2 separate regions of the Homo sapiens genome follow, and region 1 is linked to region 2. A link is an interaction called in ENCODE POLR2A ChIA-PET data of the cell type or tissue named here. Cell type or tissue: Caco-2. All regions are shown on one strand. Region 1 overlaps MBNL2 (muscleblind like splicing regulator 2). Region 2 has its middle 51 kb from the start of LINC00456.

The links. ChIA-PET counts read pairs that join two places held together with the same protein. Peaks named below come from ENCODE experiments on the same cell type or tissue, not always from the same donor. Only the 100,000 strongest peaks of a DNase experiment are listed, where the experiment ranks them.
Region 1: POLR2A ChIA-PET joins it to region 2 with 5 read pairs; 3 of 35 experiments call an interaction of 5 or more read pairs at or near these places.

Annotation. Positions count from the first base shown.
Region 1 is chr13:97,274,864-97,278,863 of GRCh38, forward strand. It overlaps MBNL2 (muscleblind like splicing regulator 2), which reads left to right. Exons shown (of 9, transcript NM_001382683.1): 2 at 769-1,546. The coding sequence starts at 1,373. The region is part of intron 3 of LOC101927385 (a long non-coding RNA gene); the gene reads right to left. Among named protein-coding and RNA genes, the nearest start is that of MBNL2, 55 kb to the left of the region's middle. In Caco-2, no CTCF peak of the experiment used is centred here; no DNase peak of the experiment used is centred here.
Region 2 is chr13:97,126,187-97,130,186 of GRCh38, forward strand. No RefSeq gene overlaps it. Among named protein-coding and RNA genes, the nearest start is that of LINC00456, 51 kb to the right of the region's middle. In Caco-2, no CTCF peak of the experiment used is centred here; a DNase peak (open chromatin) is centred at 1,825.

The DNA.
Region 1 (4,000 bases), 150 kb after region 2:
GAGCGTTTTTAGATTATGACTCAGTTAAAAACTAAACTGAACTCAACTAAAACTAATTTACATTCCTGCACTTAGTCATCAGTTAAATTGGTCAATAAATATTTCTTGAGGGTCTAATATACGCCGTAGACTAAGGCACTGGGAATACAGAAATGAAAACTACAAAGAATAGTCTTTGCCCTGTGAATGTTGCAGTGTAAATAGGAAGATAAACATTAGGTAAGTCATGGTGGAGAGGAAGTATTAAGATACCTGAGAAAAAATATCAAGAGGATCCTACCTACCCATCTCCAAGTCCACATCTCTGTAAACTAGGAAGAACATAAAGAAGAAAGAGCCCACACTTCATTCAAAATGACAATATCTTTATTACATAGGAGGGACACATCCCAAATAATTGTTTATAGCATTCCCAACAATAAAATCAATGGCCTAAATGTGAAATTAATTGGAAGCCACAGTCCTAATACACTGTTTTGGCGATTAAGCACATTAGATGGGATTGTTTCAGAAGGCCTAATTATTGTGTCTGCCACACTCATCTGTTTGAGTCATTCCTAACTTTTGGACTGCTGCCTAGACAATTCTGCAATACGGTTTCCGTTGCATATTCTTTTTTTTATTTAATGCATAACTTTTCTCACTATACTCAAAGCTCAAAGCTCTAAACTGTGCTTTTGCAAATTCTAGATAAGAGTTCAATAGTTCGTTGAAGTGGTGATTCCATTGAGTTTGTGTAAAGGTTAATATTTCATTTCTGTTTTGCAGGTTTATCATTTAAAAGTGCCTGTGTGAAGTCACTTTTGCTGGAAAACTGCAGCTTGGGAGCTTTCTTTGTATTCACATCCCACTCTTCTGTCAAGTACACTTTACCCTGACCTTATGAGTGGATGAAGATACCTCAGTTGTCTGACTTTGCCAATTGCTTAATTTCAGAATTTAAAAAGGGGAAAGAAAAACATCCTGCTAAAATATGAACATCTGAGTGTCTTATTTTCCAACATCGTCAATAGCTGTGAGCGTCAGCATTAAATATTCTCCCAAGGAGTGCCATGATATTGAAGTCACTTTATTAATAACAGCTGTATCTGCAAAACAGTCAAGAGACTCGGACGTTGAAAGCCAGAGATGACACTGAGCATGCTTTTATTGCGGCCTACCATCTTTAAGTGGGACATATTGATTGATGAGTGATTGCCTGTCCATACACTCTCTCATCATCCTGTTCCTTGGATTGGACTTCACTAAGCAATTTATCACTCACCTTCAGACTTACATGTGGGAGTTTTCACAACAGTAGTTTTGGAATCATTAGAACTTGGATTGATTTCATCATTTAACAGAAACAAACAGCCCAAATTACTTTATCACCATGGCTTTGAACGTTGCCCCAGTCAGAGATACAAAATGGCTGACATTAGAAGTCTGCAGACAGTTTCAAAGAGGAACATGCTCACGCTCTGATGAAGAATGCAAATTTGCTCATCCCCCCAAAAGTTGTCAGGTTGAAAATGGAAGAGTAATTGCCTGCTTTGATTCCCTAAAGGTAAGAGAATGCGTTTTATGTGTCATTTCAATACCACATTGGAATTGCAAACAGAAGGCTTTTCATTGCATTTTTACAGAAGTTTAAAAATTGCTTTTAGATTCTATTTTCTTGTTTGTGGTGACTGTTGGGAGATTTTTCACTCAAATTTTTTCATATCAGGCATATATAAATTTTTTACATACCCATGTTTAAATTAAAAATACATGATGATGTATTTCTGGTCTGGCATGACATTCATGTACCCAAGAGTTTTAAATCAAAGTCTGGCTTGTGACAACTGAAGATAAATATTTTATCAACATTTGATCTTCTGGAGGTTATATAAAGGTGAAGAAATTGAATGTGTCACTTTTAAGTGCCAGTTATTCTGGCTTAGCTCTTGAAGAGTTTTCTATTCTTATGGCTTTTTTTTTTTTCCTTTGACCGAGTACTTCCTAAAACGCTTTTCTGAAAATGTGTCATGGCTAACAGAAATTATTAAGTACACGCTCAATACTCAATACTTGAGAATCTACTTCATGTGAGTTATATGACAAAAGAAACTAAAGTGATTCAGATGGCACCTTTGATGAGCTTACTGTCTGGCAGGGACAATTCAGCATATCAGCAAGTATCTACAATGCAAGAAGGGGACACATGCCTTGTGGGAGGAACAGACAGCAAAAACATTTCTATGGAGTCCATAGAAGAAAGCTGGTTTCCAACAGACTGTTTCAAGAAATGTTTTTGGAGATTCAAGGCATCTGAGTCATATACTGAGTTGGGTGGAGTTAGGAGGATGGAGAGAATTTAATGAAAGATCTAGAAGTGGCATGAGTTAACCGCTAATGCTGGGGGGTGTATTCAGCCCTAACATTATGAATCTGAGATTGTCTAGGGCGTTCCTACAGGCATAATAATATTGTTTTCAGGAGCAATAAGTAAGGCACATAGGTTAAAAGAGCTCAGTGTTTACATCTCTGCAAGACTTCAGCAAGGTTACCAAACAGTTAAGAAAATTGTTTATCAATGCTCTTGACATATGACTTGAGAAATTATAGAGCTGTTAGTTTACAAAATAGTGACCCTAGCCTATTCTTGGGTGTTAAAGAGACTGAGTTGTCCTTTGGGATAATTTTGTCTTAAGTAAAAAATTATGTCTCATAAGACATAAGTCAAAATTTATAATTTTGTAAGACTTCAAACTTATATTTAAGTTTTAATATATCTTAAAGGGAAATTTTGTCAATACACTCAAAGCAGGAAAATGTATTTCTGACCCAACAAAAGTCTTTTAAGGGTAAAATTTTGACAAATTAGATCTGTAATCTACATCAATACCTACTCCTATTTTATTCCTTTTTATCATAAAAGGTTTATTAGACTAGACTTTAAAATGATGAATTGTTTTGCCTAAAATGGAAATGAATAGATGGATAAATCACAATTCATATAAACTATAACAGTACAAGCATGGTTATATGTTAGTATTTATTTTGCCTTAGTCAAAAAAGTAAAACAAGTCTGTATTTGCCTCTACGATTATCAGCAATAGAAACATTCACTATGAAAAAGCAGTGTAGGCCGGGCATGGTGGCTCACACCTGTAATCCCAGCACTCTGGGAGGCTGAAGTGGGCGGATCACGAGATCAGGGGTTTGAGACCAGCCTGGCCAGCATGGTGAAACCCTATCTCTATTAAAAATACAAAAAATTAGCAGGGCATGGTGGTGCATGCCTGTAATCCAGCTACTTGAGAGGCTGAGGCAGGAGAATCACTTGAACCCAGGAGGCAGAGGTTGCAGTGAGCCAAGATTGCCCCACTGCACTCCAGCCTGGGTGATAGAGTGAGACTGTCTCAAAAAAAAAAAAAAAAAAAAAAAAAAGCAGTGTAGATTTAAAACTAGATCATAAAAGCTTCAAGATATGAAAACAGGTCAGTGATGATAAATTAATTTTTCAGGTCATCCCCAATTTTTCCATCTTATTAATCCAAACCTTCTCCAATTGGGTATTTAATATTAAACATCACAATTTTTGCCAGATTTTTAAAAACCTTATATTCTTTAATGTAATTCGAGAAATATGGGGAAAATAATTCCTGACTTATTAAGGCCAAGTATTTTGTGACTATCAACTGGGCAACAACGCCTAGATCCTTGTTATTCATCACATCACTTTGGATTCAAGTAATCCAGCCCCCAGAATAAAGGGTCATGAATCATTTGTTCAGCATAAAAACATAAGCCAAGTTGTGAGAATGTTGAACAGCATTCAAGTAAAAAAGGGCTTTAAAAATCATTTTCAGAAGTGCCTGCTGGAGCCTTTTTGAGGTGTTGAAGCATAGTTACATAGTGCCTCAAGTTATCAGTTCCCTTTCAGAATTGCAAAATTTCAGGTTATTTAATTTGAGTGCAACATTACACATTTTTAAAACTGTCCAACTGAAAAGAATGTGAAAACGGCCCACAG
Region 2 (4,000 bases):
TCTGCGGAAAAGCAAGTGTAGTGACTAACTCATCCTCTGTTCCCAGTTTTAACTGAAGGTCCTGTGTTCAAATGGGATCAGCTGGCCACACTACCTGGTCTGGCTCTTTGCCCATTTCTGGCCTCAGGCGCTGAGGGTGTGGACATTAGCACGGGTCCTATGGGCTTGGGGTTCCATCCAGGCCTTCCTGTTCTAACAAGAAATCTGGAAGACTGCACACCCTGGAGGCAGGAGGCAGGCCTGGGGTACAACAAGATCTGCTGTGGTCGTGGAGAAGAGGACAGCACTCCCTTTCCTCGTGGAAGTATGGACAGGTGTGAAGGAGTTCCCTGTGCCGAAGCAGACAGGGGCCCTACAAGTGAGAGGTTGCTATTTCTATTACATGGCAGTAAGAATGAAACCAAGAGTCATTGTGTATGTGGGGGAAGAACACAAGGTTGGGAGCCAAACTGGGTTTATATATTAGTCATGCCACTCATTTATTGTTTCTGGGATGAATTATTTAGTCACTGTCAGCCTCAGTTTCCTTGTCATTAAAATAGAAATCATAAGTACTATACTCAAACCTCAAGACAGTATTTTCTGTATTAAAAGGCCATCAAATTCTGATTTGCTTCTCCTAGACTTCAGAATAAGGGAGTAACCTTGGCTTTTGGACCAGGCTTGCTTAGTCTCTGGTCCCTCTTCTTCCCTCCTCCTGCCCCATCCTGCCGTCTCTTGCAAATCTAATGTGCTTTGGCACTCAGGCAGTTGTTACTCTGTGTGCTCATTAAAGCAAAACAGCTGCTATAACAATCAACCCCCAAACTTCAGTGGCTTATTGTAATAGAAGTTCTCTCAGAAGTCTGGTGCAAGTGGGGAATGGGGTGCTCAGCTCCACTTGGACATTCAGGGACCCAGGAACTCCATCGTCCTCAGCACATGGCCTCTAAGGGTGAAGAAGGTACATCCACTTGTCTTGGAAGGGACACATATCACTAGAGTTCATTGACAAAAAAGGTAAACTCTGTAAAATGTTGGAAGAGATTTATTCTGGGCCAAATGTGAGTGACTGTGGCCTTTTACACAGGCTCAGGAGGTCCTGAGAATATGTGCCCAAGGTAATTGGGTTACAGCTCAGTTTTATACATTTTTAAGGAGACTGAAGTTATAGGCACAGACATAAATTATTAATGGAAGGTATACATTGGTTTGGTCCAGAAAGGCAGGATCTCTGGGTGAAGGAGGGGGGTGCCTCACAGGTCATAAGTGGATTCAAAGATTTTCTAATTGGCAATTGGTTGAAAAAGTTAAGCTTTTCCTAAAGAATTGAAGTCGGGAGAAAGAAATGTCTGAGGTAAGATAAGGGCGGTTGTGGAAGCCAGAGTTCTTGTTGTATAGATGAAGCTCCCAGGTAGCAGACTTCAGAGAGGATAGATGGTAAATGTCTCTTACAGGATCTTAAAAGGTGTGAGACTCTTAGTTAAATCTCTCTTGGATCCTGGAAAGGGAAGGGGATGCTCTGCAGAATGCAAATTTCCCCCACAATTTGCATGGCCATTTCAAAATAGGTCAAATAAATATATTTTGCAGTAAAGTACTTTGATTTCCTTCAGGGTTTGTTATCTGTCTTGTGATACCATACCAGAGTCAGGTTGGAATTTTGTATCTTACTGCCACAAAGAGTCTGTGTTGTCAGTCTTAGGATCTGTTTTACTGTTAACCCTGGTTAGTTGTGCCTGAATTCCAGAGGGAGGGGGTACAATGAGGCATGCCTGACCCCCACCCCCAACTCTTCTGTCATGGCCTGATCTAGATTTTCAGGTTTCTGTAGGATCCTATTGGCCAAGGGAGTAGGGGTAGGGATGTCCATTCAGCTGGTTGTGGGCCTTAGAATTCTACTTTCGGTTTACAAGTTCATACTCAGTTGCAAAAACTAGTCACATGCCCCCACCTGGAGGCAAGAGGGTCTAGTTGTGCAACCACTTCCCAGCCACCATTCTAACTAGGAATTGTCCTTTCATGTCCTAAGTTTTTCAGACTTCTAGATTGTGTGGGGCACTGTGCTGGGCATTCAGAATAAAATACATGATTAAGACACAGTCCTTGAAACTGTCCCCACAGGGTTGACAAGAATTGCATGCTTGGTTCTGGACAGAAAAATAGTTACAATTAATCAGGCTGCAATCTGGTCCACTTCCTTGTTGCTAAAAGTCACATGGCACTGGATACTATTTGCATACCGTTGTTCCTCTAGATAGGATTTCTGACATTAGAGTCCTAAGATTGCTTAAGAATTGAGTTGCATTCGTATTATTCCTATAGACAGGATCTCTGAGATTAGAATCATATAAGGCTTTTGTTTAAGGGTCAGTCATTTAAGATGTTTTCCAGACCCTGAATTCCAGCAACCAGTTTGAGGACCCTCACAAAGAAATGGGATCAGCATGAGAACACAGCTTCTTCCCCTCCCTGTCCCATGACTTCGCCCTGGACTCTTCGACTAATCAACCGTCTCCACACTTCAGCCCACTCCAACCCCTAAAAACGCTAGCCCCAAATTCCTCAGAGAGATGGATTTGAGGTTCCCTCCCTTCTCCTTGGTCAATGACCCTAAAATTAAGCCTTTTTCTCTGCTGCAACTTGGTGTCTTTGCATATTGACTTGCTGTGTGCACCAGGCAATGAACCCATTATGGTTACACCCATACCTCCAAGGAACTTGCCTTACATATTGGTAAACTATACTCCTCTTCCCTGGCTTGCAGCAATAAGATTCAGCCTTTTGGCATGTCTTTTGATATATAGGATAATGAATACAGAGTACAGGGGAAAAGAAAATCAGCTAGTAACCAAATTCAAAGCTGGGAGGGATCTTGGAGGTCATCTGTACAAAAAAAAAAAAATTGTCAATGGATAAGAAACATGAGACCAAGAGAATTTAAATGACTTGCCCAAATTCTTCTAGTTGATTAGTCCAAGAATCAGGTTAAAATCCTGCTCCTTTCATCTTCCAGTCTTTAACACTTCCTAATATGTCAGAATCTTTCTGACGACTGTGTAACATGTAAGAGTTTATGAGTTCAGTCCTGTTTTAGTATGTGTTTAGGCAAAAGGGGCTAATGGTGAGTCCCAATGTGGTGGCTTTTGTAGATAACATAGTCAACATTCACCATCATACCTGCAGAACATGCGGACATCATTGCCTCATTGGGAAATTATGTTGCCTCTTTGGAGTATGATCTTTGCCTCTTCTTTTAATTCTCCCTGCATTCAATAACACCTCAGCTCATGTGCCAAAAACCTGTCCAGTTCACCTCAGGTAATACTACCTGTCAGGTTTCATCTGTCCCATTTGAAGCCTAATGAGCCTCAAAAGTTTGAATAATGTTTTGTTTTCAACACACAGTGCTGTCTACCATGTACCCAAAGCGAATGGCCATATGTATAAATTGGTTTAGCTTATTTCTAAAAGCATAAATCCCAGAGGGCATAAGTGTATGGGTTCAAATGGCCAAGTCAGTATGATCTATCAGCTCTGGTTAGATTGGCATAATCAGCTTTGACATAGAGATATAAGGGGCACTTGGGGACTTTTAAGAGTGAGTGGTAATCCTGACCTTTGAGTCCCTGGTCAAGTGGCATATCCAGTATGTAAGGGAGTCATTTTTCTTAATGGAGATTTCCTTTCATGGAGATGCTCCTGACCAGAAAACTTTTACTTCCAGGAGCTCTCAGACTGGAGTATACTTCTCAGAGACACACTGACCTATGAGCCTGAAAGTCAGGCTATTCCTGAGGATTCCAAATCTCCTTTCTGGAAAAGTAGGAGTAGTGGATATATTTAAGTGAAGTGAGAAAAAAGAGTTTACCAATGTAAATATAAGCTTCTTGAGCGTAAGGCCATGTCTTCCTAATGTCCTAGTCTAGAGCTGTTGAGTGAATTCCACTTCTATTCCTAATGAGTCTGGCAATTGAGACCCTGGAGAAGCTTGGTAAATGGTTCTGAGACTAAGAAGAAA